Regions from separate parts of the Homo sapiens genome. Here region 1 is linked to region 2. Evidence: chromatin loops called from intact Hi-C (ENCODE). Cell type or tissue: sigmoid colon. All regions are shown on one strand. Each heading gives the region's core, and the rest is flanking DNA. Links, peaks and the distances in the headings are about the cores only.

Evidence for each region. A loop is a pair of places that touch in the nucleus more often than their neighbours do. Peaks named below come from ENCODE experiments on the same cell type or tissue, not always from the same donor. Only the 100,000 strongest peaks of a DNase experiment are listed, where the experiment ranks them.
Region 1: a loop joins it to region 2, with 4 times the contacts of the local background. A loop is called at or near these places in 35 of 110 quality-filtered maps.

The regions. Positions count from the first base shown.
Region 1 is chr10:77,240,352-77,248,655 of GRCh38, reverse strand. The region is part of intron 3 of KCNMA1 (potassium calcium-activated channel subfamily M alpha 1); the gene reads left to right. Among named protein-coding and RNA genes, the nearest start is that of KCNMA1-AS2, 100 kb to the right of the region's middle. In sigmoid colon, for the core only: no CTCF peak of the experiment used is centred there; a DNase peak (open chromatin) is centred at 3,727; H3K27ac peaks cover 207 bases.
Region 2 is chr10:77,629,880-77,637,894 of GRCh38, reverse strand. It overlaps KCNMA1 (potassium calcium-activated channel subfamily M alpha 1), which reads left to right and starts at 87. Exons shown (of 28, transcript NM_001161352.2): 1 at 87-630. The coding sequence starts at 253. In sigmoid colon, for the core only: a CTCF peak has its summit at 1,048; DNase peaks (open chromatin) are centred at 234, 880 and 1,454; H3K4me3 peaks cover 2,500 bases; H3K27ac peaks cover 738 bases; H3K27me3 peaks cover 1,002 bases.

The sequences.
Region 1 (8,304 bases), core at 2,401-4,900, 390 kb after region 2:
TAAAATCCATGTCTTTCATTCAAAACTGTTACCAGTTTTACACATTCATGGTTTGGCTGGCCATCTGGGTATTTTGGAAAGACAGCTTTAAACTTCTCGTGGAAGTTATACTAAATCATCACCCTGGAAAAAAAGCACCCAGAATTCTCCAGATGAATTGTAGCTAGTATTTACACCCTTCAAATAAATGAATCAGGGGACAGTCTATAGGCTTTCCCACAAGTGAATCTAAACCAACAGACATGCGTGAAATGGCTTGTCTCAGTGAATTTTAGCCAGAGCTGCCCCTCCCCTCCAGAATGCTGAGGACTATCCTGTAGCACAAGTTTGAGATTCCAGGCTCTCTGCACCCAGCCCTTTGAAAAGTGCAAGGAATGCCGATTAATGTATAAAACAGGCTCCCTAGGTCTGCTGGACCAGCTATGTCTCGAGGCAGGCCAGCTCCAGTTGTGCAAGTGGACAAGCAGGCTAGGTAGTTATTTTACTTCTGTCCATTAGCAATACAGCTCAGAGAAAGGTCATCATTGGTGGTTTATGATCTTTTTAACCTTTTAAAGCTCTTTTTACTATCCAGAGGTGATGGATAAGTCACTTCCAAAGACAGCTGCACACCTTTCATTTTTGGCCATTAGGCAAAGACAGATCCCAGCATAGGGCGTTTTCTTTGGGTCTGATCTTAATGAACCTAGGGTGGTTGTGAGGGAAGACTCATTTGTGTAGCTGCAAGTGATTACTATCTGGCTAAGACAGATTGTCCTCAGAGCTCCTGGAATTGAAAACCAAAGATAATTACGTTAAACCTTACTAAAATTATGCTTTATCATCCCAGCAGTAGACTCTCTAGAAACACCCAAGCAGAGGAAGATGCCTCTGGACTGAGTCTTTGGTCAGACATCATGTTAGTGCCTTAACAAGCACAGACAAGCATTGAGCCCTCCACACACCATCTCCCCAAAGATCTCCAATTAGCCACACGAGGTGGATTGTGTACAAAAAGCTCCCTTTCTTTTGCATTCTTTTTAAAAGGACTCCTGCCCAATTTATGTCACACGTCACTTTAGTTCCTAATTCTGATGTCTCCCGACACCAACGCCAACCCTGTCCTCCCACATATTCTGATCCTTGTGAAGCAAAGATTTTTTAGAAATTGTACAACCAAGTCAAGAGTGCCTGCAGACGCCCTGTGGGTGCTAATGTCACCATTGCTGCTTCCATCCTTGTCTATTTCCTCCCTTTGACACAAGAACAGCAATTCTTATCTAACAGATAAGGAAAAAAAACAAAGACCCACCAGTGTCAGCATGAGAGCGAGATTCATGGATTGCATAATGCAGCAGTCCCTGTAGCTTTCAGAATTTCAAGAGAAAGTTGGAAGAGACAGAGGCCCAGAGCTCTGGGTATTTGCATTTTCACCAGGGGCATTCTGGGAAAGGATGACTCACATGTGTGAAGATATTTATTCCTTTGATTCATGTTTAAACGCTGCTACTTCTTATGCTACGGTTACGCGGATTATGAATATTTAATGTGGCGTATACTGAAAATGAAGGTCAAGTCCTGCTCACTGGTGACTTCAATGCAGGCTCTTGTCTCTGAAAGGGAAGCTACCTGCTGTTTGCAGAGTAAAGCTGAAAGGTTATACGTTGTTAAATGTTTCCTTAATGACTTTATCTGCTCCAAAATGGCTGGCACACAATGGGGGCACTTGCTGATTTTGCCAGTCTTTGCTCTTGGCTTCTGGTATCAGCACTGCTGTTTTGGGGATATGGACGTTAGGAAGGAGCAGGAAATGGCAGCACAAATTTTGTAGAGCATCTCATCCAAGGGCACAATTGCCAAGGCAACAGTGGGGTTACGATTGGAAAATGGCCTCTCCCCAGTCTTTTAAAATGTTACTTTTGCATCCACTCACCCATTTATTCATTTTGTATTCATTTATTAGTTTGTAACATCTTCAAATGTGATAATGCTGAATATTTTCCAGGCAGTAAAATTGCTTATGGTTAAGGAAAACTATCTTTAAGATTGCGATAGAAATTGACCAGATTGTTTTCATAGTCTCTGAAAATAAAACTGGCACCATTGATGTATTGGGGATGTCCAGAGCTTTAGCAGAACTGGTTTAGTTGCCCAGTAGTTTCTCCCTCCCCTGTCTTCACATAGCCTGGTCTCTCATCCCTTGGCCTAGAAATTCTGTTTCAAAAGGGAAGAGAGGGCAAGTCGTTGGAGGGAACTAACATTCACTGATTATGTACTGTCTGTGAGCTACAGAGCTAGGCACTTTACCAAAAATAGCACATGCAACCTCATTGAATTCCCCTAACAACTTCTTAGGATAGGTATTACTATTCCCACTTACAGATGAGGAGGCTGAAGCTGCAGGCATAGCCCAAGCTATGTAGCTAGTAAGCAGTAGAGCCAGGATTAGATTCCAGCATGGCTCATTCTAAAGCCATCTCTCTTCTAAGTGTCAAGAAGTAAATTTCCAGATTGTGTAAGTAACTGATGGGGTTTAATGAGATGTTGCAAGAATGGGAAGTTGCATCACCTCATCCTGCCAATGCACTGGTCTTGTTTTCTCTTTTGTTCTCCCTTTCTCCATTTCTCACCCTGAGAACCAAGTGTGCAGTTGTGGGTACGTAGGAGGCTCCTATCACAGGCCTTCCATGTAAGACACTGCCCTGGGTCAGGTGCTGTCTGATGTCTGTTTGGGCCTTGATTCAGTTCTTCCTAATAATGGCTTGATGAGACCAGCTTCTCTGTTATCTCAGTGGAGTGGCAGCATTTTGCAATGAGATAGGATCAAATGAACAAAAAACAAGGAGAGCTGATTGTTCCTCATTAGCTTCCACCACCTAGGGGTGTCTTTCCAAGTAGAAAGACTCTTTGGCCTTCCTATCCTTACCTAATCTGTCCTTGTGATTTGGCATACTGAAATAGATATGAGAAATGCTGTTTCCCCATGAGATACATTCTTTTATCTCTTTTAGAGAGTTACAGAATTAGTTGATTTGTTATAGTTTTGCATTATGTTATGCAATGTTTATATGCCCAGAGAGTTGGTATTATCAAACTAATGGACTTCAGGAAAATTTGGCCCCAAAGAATGGAGCCACATAGGATGGAGGTCTTTGAAATGTCATAAAGTATCTGGCTTCCTTCTCCAGCCTTGTTCAAACTGACTAGGCACAGGTGTAGACCCACTGCCTCTCCTGTGCTCAGCCCCAAGACAGGCACCTGGGAGAGCTGTGAGGACAGCACAGATCCCATCCCATTCATGACAGCGCATTTTAAACTGTAAAGGACTGTGTATACCAGCTTTCACTATCCCCTTTAGTGTACCCCATCCTGCAGCATGATGAGATGGGCAGCCTGTGACATGGAAAAGGAAGCTCACCAGCCTACTCTGTAACCAGTTCCTTTATGAAATACAGCCTTTCTAGGTAGTGTTCTGGAAAATTAGCTCCAGCTGTCTGCCTTCATGCCCTTTTTTGAGAAGTCACGGCATGCATTTAACCTTTGTTGAAGAAGTCAACACAAATCACTGTGTGCAAAGCACCTCCCTGTTTTTTTTTTTCCTTTTAAAATACTCCCCCCAGTTTTCTCCATCCCTCACTGACATTTTTATTGCCAGGCTTTGGTTTGGAAAATTATGGGTAGGGAAAGTTCAAGGGCAGGATGTTCAGAACGGCACTGCACATCTGTGAAGGGAACACAACAGGAGAGCCAGCAGCTGTTGAAAGAATGGAATGTCAGATGGTAGAGGAGCCGAGCCCACTCAGGGATGGTGGAAGAGAAGATGCCTTCAGGGCAAAGAGGCTGTAAATAACTCCAATGGGAAGTCTTGTCTCCCTTCAGAATGTACCCTTTAATAGCAACACTTGGTGCTCTGATATGAGAGTAACTCTAACTCAGCCTTCCTAGCTCATCTGACCTTCCATATTGCCATTTGTTCAGGAATCGAGTGAAAGCCTGGTAGAGAAGACAGGTGGAGAGTATGCCAAGGAACAGAGTCAACTTCTTTATATGTCCTTGTCTCCATATAGGTAGATTTTGGGGACAGGATCTGTTCTTTGGTTGTCAAACAGATTGGTTTCATTTACGTCAAAGTTCAGAGCATTAGCACCCTTCCTCCTTCTCCCTTCCACATTGGTGAGGAAATCTTGTCTTCCTTGCTTATTTGTCATTGCACAAGTGGTACCTAGGCATCGTAGGCAATGGCATCTAGAAGCATTAAGGGAACTGCTTATCTTTGGCTTTCATTGGGGAAATCAGGGACTATGCTAGGAAAGGACAGGAGGACTGAGCTGAACCTTTCAGGTCTGCCACAAAAGACAACTGTAGAATATAGTATTAGAGTCAAAGAGGCATTGGATCCCAACTGGTGCCACTGTTCTCTGAGCCTCAGCATCCTTTCCTGAGGAATGAGGATGAGGGACCTCCTCAAGGTCATCCGACCAGCCAGGGGCAGAGCTGGAGCTGGAAGATAGAACTTTTCTCTCCCAGTCCTTTTCTACTTGATCTCCTGGGTTCTTTCTACTAAATACAGAAATGAACAAAGACATGATAACCTACTCATTGAATAGCAAAGTATATATTGTCTTTTTATGCCAATTCTGGACTTCTAGGCCCTTATCATGGGGGAAACTTTAGGGCCATGGGAAAGAACAAAGATAATCCCAGGTGGAAAAGATCAAATCCAGCCAGGTGGCTGCGTGGGATTAGTTTATTTCATCCTCACTGGTGAGAGGCCTTGAATTCCTTGATTTTATGACCCTCCTACTAATCTCTCTCTCTCCCTCCCCACTGTCTCCCTCTCTTTTTTGTACTGTTTCAGCATGGAGTTGGGGATGGGTAAGAGTTAAGAGTTCAGCTCCACTGTGGAAGGGTAACACAGGGCTGAACGCATTGAAGAGCTGAACACATTGTTTTGGCCTGTTTGGAATTTGTTATGCATAACTTTTGAGGACATTTTGCCCAATTGCTCACTTGTTTCCCCTGTGGAAACACTATCTGATAACTATGTCTATACATCCCTATCTACTTTGCCTTCCAAAATTAGGATGAATTATTTCTTCCCTTCTCGCCACTCTCCAAAACTTAAAAAGAATGCTTTGGACAACCTGGCACTCTCTCAGCCCTCTCTTATTCTTTTTAAAAGAATAATTGTTTCAGGGCAAATGAAGAAATGCATTCCCTTTCAGACCCACTAGCCCACTAGTTACTTCTGTCCTCTACAACAAGCCTGAGTTTATACCGCAAGAGGGCTGCATCTCCTCCCTGTCACATGGCACTGGGCCTTTCCCTATAGTCACAGGCTGACATGCATTCAGAGACTGCTGAGAGATCAGGATAGGAGCCAGCTGGAGCGAAATGTTATAGCTCAGAACAGTTTAATCCAAACACAAGGGCAGTGCTTGTGCCTAACACAACTGTGGTAGGGGTGTGGTGTGGTGTGTGGAGTGGTGGCAGCTTTTACAGCTTTATCATGGGGTTCATGGGCTGGAGGAGATGTGAACTCTTCCTTGTCTTTTACCCCTTGTCTTTTGACCTGACAGCCTGACACATGTAGCTTTGGGGAGACCCTGGTTGGTGATGAGTCATTTGTGGCTTAAAAATAGAACTCTCAAAGCAACAATGCCCTTGGGACTTTTTGATGCATATGTCTTTGTTCATAGAATTTGGGAGAAAAGAGAGAGAGGGAGAGAAAGACTCTGTGTGTGTGTGTGTGTGTGTGTGTGTGTGTGTGTGTGTGTAGGAAACAATTATGTCCTGCCTAAAAATTAAGTGGAGAAGAAGAGCATGGGGGAATTGGCCACCAGGCTCATCACAGTAGCAGAGATGAGGCTGAGAGCTGTCTGTGTACCTGTGGCCTTAAAGGTACCAATCAGATAATAGCTCTCCACTGAGTACAAACTGTGTATAAGGCATTTTGCTAGGTACTGGGGAATTTTGAGTACTTATGTATAATGCTAGATCTTTTCCATTAAGACATTTAAATTATACATATTTTTACAAGGGGCAGGAAGTCCAGCCATATATAAAGGAAAAATAAGATAACAAAACAAGAACAAGTAAGGCATCGCTAAGCAATATATCAATGACTAATATGAGCATTGCACACAGTAAGTGCTGAAGGTTGAGGAGTTGAAAAGATAGCTGGATGCTATAACATGTTTTGGCTGTAGGGGAGATTTTGAGTTGAATAGACAGAAAACTCAGTCTGCCCTCAACTCTAGGAGTCCACAAGAGAAGACTCTCATTATGGCCTGTACTCGGGCTTTGTGATTTTCAGTATACGCTAAAGTCAAGCAAAACCTTGCCTTGAAATCAGCTACTGAGATTAGGGATTGAGAATGCTTCAGGGACGGCATAAAATAATCAGAGAAGCGGACTCTATCCAGTGGCAGTAATACCTGTTGTCCAATGATAGATGATTAAAACTTTTGGAAATTTTTATTTGGAAATTTCCAGAAGCATCTGAATGGCATCCACTCCATCTTTTTGAAACTGAGGTCAGTGTGCGACGTGCTTTGCAGGGGTCTTGTTACGAACTTGCCACATACAGAGCATCACAGGGGCATGATGGGGAGGAGAGTCTGCAGTAAAATGAGCTTGTGCTGCTCGCAAACAGGCCACAGTGTGGGCATGGTTGTTGGCCTGAAGACCAGCATTTGCCTCCAGCTCCGTGCTGTGATTTCCATGGACTCTAGGTACGTTGGCTTTGTTGAGCCAATTCTTCCATAAGAATATTAAATATTATATTTTGCGGCTGCATTGGTATAAGAATGAATATAATCCAGGCTGGATTTATTATTGTTGTTATTATTACTATTATTTTTAGAGACACGGTCTCACTCTGTCACCCAGGCTGAAGTGTACTGACATGATCATAGCTCACTGTAACCTTGACCTCTTTGGCTCAAGTGATCCTTCAGTCTCAGTCTCCTGAGTAGTTGGGATTACAGGAATGCACCACCATGGCTGGCAAATTTTTTTTTTTTCTTTGAGACAGGGTCTCACTCTGTTTCCCAGACTGGAGTGCAGTGGTGCAATCATGGCTCACAACAACCTCTGCCTCCAGGGCTCAAGTAATCTTCCTGCCTTAGCTTTCCGAGTAGCTGGGACTACAGCTGGGCACCATCATGCCCAGCTAATTAAAAAAAATTATTGTAGAGATGGGGGGGTCTCACTGTGTTGCCCAGACTGGTTTTAAGCTCCTGTGCTCTAGCAGTCCTCCCACCTCAGCTTCCCAAAGTGTTGGCATTGCAGGCGTGAGCCACTGTGCCCAGCCTGGATTCGTTGTTATTATTCGTCATTTATTATTATATTTATTTTCTTCTGATTTTAAAGAAGTTAAAATTTAGACTTTTTTGTGTCCCATAAGTACAGTGGCCTCAGGCACTGTGCCTGCACTGCCTGCTGGAGAAATTGACTTTATTTCTCCCTTTCCAACAGCCCCATCCTTCTGGAAATTTTCACAGATAAGAAAACATGCTCAGAGACAGATGCCTTATACTAAACCCCTTCAATGTGGTCTAATTGTTTCAAATGAGAAAATTAAAATAAGCATTTTATTTTAAGCCCTGTCTGATAACTTGGCTTTGGGAAATAGGAACTTCAGCAACCCAGCATTCAAAACAATGGATACAACAAAAATTTTAAGACAACTTAATAGTCTTGCTTTTCTCCCGAGTTTTGGAAAAACATGTGCCTTTTCCATTCTTTTATCTGACAATGAGTCTTACTGGTTTAAGAGATCTGTTCGCTGAGAGTGCAACAGTACAAAATAACATTTTTTTCATCTGATGTTTGCAAATTCATCTGGACAGGGAAGGGCAGACATTGGAAATGAGTGAGGCGGATCTGGTGAGGACTGCAATGAGAGCTGAAGCCTCACCTGAAGTGGCTTCCCAGGTCCAGCTGATTGTTCCTATGCAGAAATGCAGGCTCTAGTGGCCAGATCTTCCTGTGTTTCAAAGAGGAGACAGAATACTGCATTTTATGTTGAATCTCCAATTTTAAAATATTGGCCTCAAATCCAAAACTCTTAAAGTACTTGCAGGCCAAGCAAAACACCTCTGCAGGCCAGATTTGGGCCTCCTGTTTTCAGCCTCTATTCTAAACTGTCTCTCTTTCTGGTCTTGAATTGGCTGTGCTCCCTGAGTGCCAGGAAACGTTCTTAACCCTTGCTCCTCCATCTGCCAAAAAGGACCCCTTCTCTCTCTAAGATGGGAAGCCTTTGGTCTCAGGGTGCCCCGGGTCGTTTGCCATCTAACACATTTTCAAACACTGCTTAAATTT
Region 2 (8,015 bases), core at 1-2,500:
GAGCTGCCCGCGCACTCCATCCCCCTCCCCCCCGGGCGGGCGGCGGCGGCTCGCTGTATATATCTCGGCGCACCCCGCCAGGTCGCGCACAGCGCCCCGAGCCCAGGCGCCTCCCCGCCCCCCTCCCGCGCTCCGCGGCGGCGGCGGCGGCGGCAGCAGTAGCAGCAATATGGCTGTTGATGGGTGTTTGGGGTGGCGCTGGCGGCGGGAGGAGCTCCCCCGAGCCCCTGCGCCGGCTGCCCGTTGCTAGCTATGGCAAATGGTGGCGGCGGCGGCGGCGGCAGCAGCGGCGGCGGCGGCGGCGGCGGAGGCAGCAGTCTTAGAATGAGTAGCAATATCCACGCGAACCATCTCAGCCTAGACGCGTCCTCCTCCTCCTCCTCCTCCTCTTCCTCTTCTTCTTCTTCCTCCTCCTCTTCCTCCTCGTCCTCGGTCCACGAGCCCAAGATGGATGCGCTCATCATCCCGGTGACCATGGAGGTGCCGTGCGACAGCCGGGGCCAACGCATGTGGTGGGCTTTCCTGGCCTCCTCCATGGTGACTTTCTTCGGGGGCCTCTTCATCATCTTGCTCTGGCGGACGCTCAAGTACCTGTGGACCGTGTGCTGCCACTGCGGGGGCAAGACGAAGGTAACGCGCGCCCCGGGCGCCCGCCCTCTGCGCCAGCCCCACCGCTTCTCGGCGTCCCCTGCAGCCCACCTCCTCGCTCCGCGCCGCGCCGTGCCTCCCTCCATCCCCGCCTGCCTTCCCCTCGCCGCCTTCCCTTCCCTCGGCTCTCCCGGTGCTCTCGGATCGGGGCAGCGGGCGGCGCGCCGGGGGTGAGGAGTTGCCCCCAGCCAGTGCGCTCCGGGACGCGGACGCTCAATCCTGTCCTCTTGTTTATTGTAGGGTTGTTGGCGGCTGCGGCTGGGGCCGGGGTCGGGGACTCACAGGCTCGGGTGCCGTGGTGCGGGGTGGGGACAGCCAACTCAGCGGGGACGGAGGAAGCTGGGGGCAGCTGGGTGCGTGTTTTGCACCGCTCACCTGCCGGGGCTCGGCTCCTGGCGGTGGGCGAGAGGGAGCACATCCGCCCATACTTTAGGAACCTGTTGGGGAGATGAGTTCGTGGGGTCAGAAAGAAGGGAAAAATCCTTTGGGCAAGGGAGAGAATAATTTTGCACAAGGGAATCCCGGGGGAGGAGCATGGCCCGAGATAACAGGGGGACTTCGAGGGGCGAGAGAAGTTGGGGAGATCCATCCCACTATTGGGGGTAGCCCACGGGGCTGCCACTTTTGGAATGTGTCGAGGTCGCATATCTGATGTAACCTCCCACTCCGTCCCTTAGGTGCTCTAGTGGAACATACCCCAAGTTCTTCGGCCTCTGTTCCTTTGCCCCCAGGCCACCCACTTTGGGTCCCCGGAAATGCCACCAGCAGCGCGGAGCTGGAGCGGGAGTCCGCCTGAGGCCGCGGTTTTACGCGGAGCGTCTTCCCTGGCGCTCGAGGTGGCTAGATGTCGTCGGCTTTAGCTATTCCTGGTGCAGACGCCCACCGGCACTGAGGCTGGCGACACCTTCGATGTATGGTTGCTAGGCTCACTGCCTGGTCTGTAGTCGTGTCCCTAGAGATGTCTTCCCTTCCCCACAGCCACTGGCTGGAGTGGGGGACCCGACACTGATAGAAAACTGCAGAATAAAAAAGAAAGAACTGGAAAAAAGAGAGTGAGCCAGCTGCCTTCTTTCTGAGTAATTCCCATCCTAGGGGACTTCACGCGCGAACCGTTTTGGAGGGAAGGGAAATCCAGGGGAATAGTGCAGGGTAGATACACATTGCAGCCTCCACATGTTCACATCTTTTCTAGTAAAGTTAAACCGAGGACCCCTCAAACTTCTACAGGGCACAGCAACTTGTAGCAGCCTCCTTGGCGGCTGAGAGAAGTAGGGAAGCCTGGGGCTATGGGTGAAGGCTGGCTATGAAAACACCAGGGGGGAAGGAGCCTGTCTCTCCTGATCATTAATTATACATCCTGTTGGGTGCTGGAGCTCAGCTGTGTTTTGTGGCAGCACATTTGTGTTTTGGAAAATACTGGTGTATTGGAACAAAGGGAGAAATATGAAAACCATCATTCTCTTCGTCATTCTCTGGCTTCTCCGGAGGCCTGCAGGTGCTGGTCGGAGAGTTTTCTTTGGAATTACCTTCTCAGCCGTAGAGGTTTCTTCTTATTTGTTAAGGAGGCAAACCTCCCACCTTCCAGAGAAGCCCTCAGGTTAAGCAAAGCCCTATACACCAGATCCCTGACTAGCCTTCCTGCTGAGAACAGCTTATTCCTGGAGCCTTCAAATTCCCACATTCCCTCTCTCCATCCTTCTCCTCCACCTCCCCCAACAGTCTCGGGAATTTTGTTCCCCGGTTTACTGAGATTCAGCGACTGTCTTTAGGGGAAAGATAGCTCATAGTTGTGTGCCTCTGAAATGTTCCCTAGATAGAGTGATCTGGGTGAACTTTTTAACAGCTTGCTTTCTTTCAGGCAGGGGGCAATTTTTATCATAATGAAAACTTTTTCCATGATTGAAAATAAGTTGTGGTGTTTTTGTGAACCTGGGGTCCTAAACACAGCTTCCAAAGTCTTTTTATGTTAGGGGGTACATAAATGCAATTGCAGTGTCTGTAATGAAATGCTAATCCCATCGCACACACAAAGGATCTCCTAAATGATGAGCAAGCATAACTTCTGTCAGTTTACTCAAGAAAATAGGTTTTTGGCAACGATTAGAAAAAACAATTCGTAAATATTTGGCTATGTTTTGTAGCCCCAAGACCTGCTGAGTGGACATAACTGGAAGTGAGTTGCTGTAAGAAATCTGCCAGGGATGAGAGGTGATGGTGGTTTGTTTGGAAGATGTGAGGCCAGTATAGAATGAGTGCAGGTTCCTTTTGATACCGTAAGTCCATTTTAAAGCACACCTAGAATCTCTTGATACCTGCCCCTAGATTTGCTCACTTAAGCCATAGGTAGCCAGCTCATTATATGCAGTAACGGTAAGTTAGGCCTTTTAAAAGCTTTTCTTTCTATGCTTGAGGTCTGTATTTTTATTGCAATTGTGTGTGTGTGTGTGTGTGTGTGTGTGTGTGTGTTTGTCTTTTTTTCTTTTTTCTTTCCAAGTATTTGGTAGTTTTGTCAAGACTCGATACACAGGCATGTATTTGGCTTAAGCTTAGAATAATAATTTTTGTGCTAGATTTCCCAAGAAAACATAGGCTGCCTTTCCAGAAAATTCTACCAGCCCTCAGATGGGTTCACCCTCACCCTCCTTCAGCCCCAAGATGGTTTGATCAAGAGCTGGAGTCCAGAGGAAAGCAGGTCTGAAATTCTGTGGGAGATAAAATTCAGCAAGGAGCTCCAATTTCATGAGCGTTTGGTCTCTGGGATCGCACCAAACCTTTTTGATCAAAGGAACCCAAGACTGTGGACATGCATCGTGGGACATCTCTTCATTAGTACCTTTGGCCTCTGAATCTCAAACAGTGAATGACTTTAGTCTTTTGAAAAGAGTGGCATGTGGACTTTTTCAGAAAGTGAAGAAGAAAACATTACAATTTCCTCCTGTTGGGAACTTGGTCACAGTCATTCCAGTACTGTGTTCTTTGCTGTACTTTTTCACATTATTGTTTTTTTCCTTGTGGGATTTCATCAGAGCTCTCTATTCACTTGGGTGTGACGTTGTGAAGTTCAATCCTGTCATAGACTATATTGAATAGGGAGCTGCTCTGGTAGCCTGAATAAAGCCATGACTTTGAAGAAGTTATTTAACCTCTCTGGTGTCTATCTTTCCTTGTGTATAAAATGTGGGGATTGAATTCTGTGAGTTCTAATGTCCCTTCCTGCTCTGTGATTCGATATAGGAGAGAGGGAGGAGTTGAGGAATGAGGGTTAAAGTTTCTAGCTCAGAATGTGTTTTGCAGTTCCCTAGCAATTCCTTTAGGAATTCAGCCTTGGGACAGTTACATATCTTTATTTCCATCTTCTGCTCGTCTTCCAGCATGTGGTCTACTTCTCTTTAAATAACTGGGGAAACTGAGGCCAACTTCCTGTTGGAGCTGTGGTTTGTTGAGGGGCCTGAGTGTGGCTGGGCATAGAGTTATTTCCATTCTCAGTTTGAGCTGTTGGCCTTGTAGAAGCTTGGGCTTGATCAAGGATGGTCTGCGTGTAATGAATTATCGAGATGTTGTCTCCATGGCTGTGCCTGAGAAAACAACACGTTTTCTCTGTCAGGCTCGTGACTAATATAAATATCAGATCCCATTACAGCTTGGTAATTACCCAGGGTCTGGCCTGACGCAGTCAATCAGGGCTGGAGCTTCAGTGCCGTGGAGCTCTTGATTCCAGATTGGCCCTTGTGCCTCATCTCATCCTGTCCTGGGGATTGGCTGCACCAGATGACCTTGAGATACTCCTTTTTGAGCAGATCACTTGGGGTGGCCTTGGAGGAGTTCTTGGGTCCTAGTCACGGGGGAGCTCCAGCTGACCTGCCCTTGTCCAGAGAGCTCGTGCTCCTCATTCCTTGCTCTCTCTCTCTCTCCTTTTATTAATTTTTTTTTTTGAGATGGAGTCTCGCTCTGTCACCCAGGCTGGAGTGCAGCGGCACGATCTTGGCTCACTGCAGCCTGCGCCTCCTGGGTTCAAGCAATTCTCCTGCCTCAGCCTCCCAAGTAGCTGGGACTACAGGCGCACGCTGCCACACCTGGCTAATTTTTGTATTTTAAGTAGAGACGGGGTTTCACCACATTGGCCAGGATTGTCTTGATCTCCTGACCTTGTGATTCGCCCACCTTGGCCTCCCAAAGTGCTGGGATTACAGGCGTGAGGCACGGCGTCCAGCCCCTGGCCCTCTTTATGGAAATGCACACTTTAGTACAAGACTCTGCAATCAGGCAAACCCAAGTTCAAATCATGGATCTCACATTTATTAGCAGGGCATCTTTGACTGCCAACCATGTTGAGCTTTGGTTACATCACCTATACCAAGAGCATACTGATGCTTACTTTGTAGGGTTCTTATAGGGAGCAGGAATAATGGGCACATAGCACCCTGCAAATGCCAGACACTTAGCAGGCCTCTTGTAAGTGGTAACTATCATAGCTTCATGAAGTGCTGAGTTTATTTTCCCTTTGATTCATTGAACTTATAGCCCCTGAAGGGCGCAGACTATAACAAATAAAGTTTTTGAGCCAAAAGGAGGCTTTAGATCCTGAAGTATACTGTCATAGATCAAAAAACCATTTAGAGTCAGACTGAGACATGGGCTTATGGCTCTTGGCTGTTGCAAGGCTGGAAAGTTAGGGCAGGGCAGCAGAGGTAGGCTTCACGGATGGGGTCCTGGCAGGATGGTTACAGTTTTGATGGTGGGGTATCAGTGGACGAACATCGACAGTATGGGGGACCAGGAGCTGCTGGGCTGGCAGAAGGGAAACACTGTGGCATTTGGTGGGCAGGTATGGTTGTCCAGCATTGTACCCTTGAGGAGGGACAAATTCCATCCCTGTTATCCCAAGTCCAGAACTCATAGACCTGTCTCCCAAGTGATGTCACGGTCTCTTGGCCAGGACACTCACTGTCTACCCAGACCAGCTTTTCCAAGACACCCCCTAGGCCAGGTTTCCCCAAGTGTGTTCTGTGGCACACCTGCCTTTTAAATTACCTTGTGAAAAAAAATCAGCAGGCATGGCGTGGCTGAGCTTCCCCTTTGGAGGGCCACATCACAGGCTTGGCGGCATCCTGCTGGTAGAGAAAGTGGTTAAAATGCCCTCAAATGTGCTACCTGTGAGCAGTCTTGCTTCAGTGTCAGGGGTGCTGTGCAGTGCCCAAGGTTCAGCCTGTGATCCTGGGCAAAGACGTCATGCCTTTGTGCCTCAGTTTCCTCACCTGCAAATTGAGGTCTGTGATAGAGCACAGCCTCATGGGGTGGTTTTTTTCACCAACCCCATTTTATAGCATTTCCTAGGAGGACACTGAGAACCTATGGCCTCCCTTTGGGAGCCTTGGGCTAGCCCTGCTTCTAGGTGCCCAGGAAACTTGACCAAACATACAACAGGAGGAAAAGAAGAGCTGCCTGCCCCCTGCTGTTTGGCCTGGGGGATAAAGCATTCCAATGGTAAGTCCAAATGGACCTTCTCTTTGCCTCACAGCTATTTTGTTCCCTGGATGGGGACATTCATTGGTGGCTGATAGCCAGGAGTAAGTGCTTGCTTTGGGGCTGTCTCTCTCTTTCTCTCTCTCTCATCAGGGCATGAGAGGCCTGGTGCAGAAACAGTTACATTGGCATTCGATTGCAATGCCAGGACCTCCTTCCCAAAGTGGGCGTCCCGGCTCACACTGGCAGTGACCATGCTAATCTGTGAATCACAGCAGCCAATACCACCTTGCCAAGCTGCAGATCCCCTGGAAGGTCGCCTTTGTGGTTCCAGTGAAAGGGCTGTTTGTGCTGTGATGCCAGGCCCTGGGCCGTGTGGGGAACACTGGGTCCCTTGGAGACATCCCTGGGGATCAGACAGGGCCATGCCTTTCTGTGCACAGTCAGGGAGCAGACCAAGGATGTCTCTTTTAGAACTGCTTCTTGGGTGGGTGGAACCCCACGCATTAGGCACCTAGAAAAGGAAACCCAGGGACCCTCGGAGGCAAGGGTGTCCTAGCACTTTGGACAGAAAACCTGGGGAATGTTCAGTGGGAATATCACATCTTTATCTCCAAGGACTGGAGAGTGTCTCTAGGCCTGGGCTTCTCAAACTTTTTTTTTTTTTTTTTTTTTTTGGGACAGGGTCTCACTCTGTTGCCCAGGCTGGAGTACAGTGGCATGATCACTGCTCACTGCAGCTTCAACCTCCCAGGCTCAAGTGATCCTCTTGCCTCAGCTCCCCAAGTAGCCAAGACTTATGGGTGTGTGCCACCACACCTGGCTAGGTTTTAAATTTTTTACAGAGATGGGGTCTCCCTATGTTGCCCAGGCTTGTCTTGAACTCCTGGGTTCAAGTGATCTTCCCATCTTGGTCTCCCAAAGTGCTCCCACAGTGGTGTGAGCCACTGTGCCTGGCTTAGTCAAACTTTAATATGCTCAGGAATCACCGAGAGCTGTTAAAATGCAGGCTGTGATTCAGAAGATCCAGTGTGGGACCTGAGATTATGCTGGTCTGGCGAGACACAGGCTATACTGATGCTGTGCAGACCACACTTTGAGTATCAAGGATCTGGTCCATCCCTCAGCCTCCGTGCAGTCCATCCCTGAAGACAGGCTTATTTTTAAATGTGGAAATTCCCAGCTCTTGAAGGGGGAAGGGATGAGAAGCAGAAGGTTTGCTCTGCCAGATCGTTGGGTGGAGAAAACTCCTTTCAGACCAGGGTAGCTGTGGTTCGGGCTGGGCTCTTATTTGCGAAAACTGATGGTCCAGGTGCCTGCTCCTAAGGAACCCATCAGCGTTGTGGATTTAGGGTTGGGTTGTGGTGGCCAGAGCAGTGTTTACAGGGTGTGGTCTGTGTGTTACCCACCAATGTGTGGGCTCTTCCTCGTGCCAGTTGGTCATTCTGCAAAGGGTGTGACTTCCCGAAGTCCAGGAGGGCAACCCAGCCAAACTACCTCCTTGCAAAATTAAAGGCTGGTGGTGTCACCAGGGCTGCACTGCGGTGATGCCCCAGGCTGGCTGGGGACCACTCCCTCTGGAGTGTTTGAAGTCAGTGGGCATTAAGACTGCCAGCCTGATTTTCTGTAGGGGCCTGGGTGGGCCTTCCCAAATGGAGGGTTCAACCTCAAAGAATTGGCTGAAGAGCTGCCCGTGGAGTGACTGGGGGACACGCGTGGCACCGTGCTGTGTGGCCCTCCAATGCACTTCTTAAGAATTCCAGAAGATGAAAGTGAAAGTAGCTCCTTTTCTCACCATACCAGGGTTTTTCACAGCTCACACTGTCAGGGACTTTTTCCATGAGATGTGCTTTTTATGTTGTTTCATCATCAGAGGGGAGCACCATGAGTGTCTGCAGCAGGCA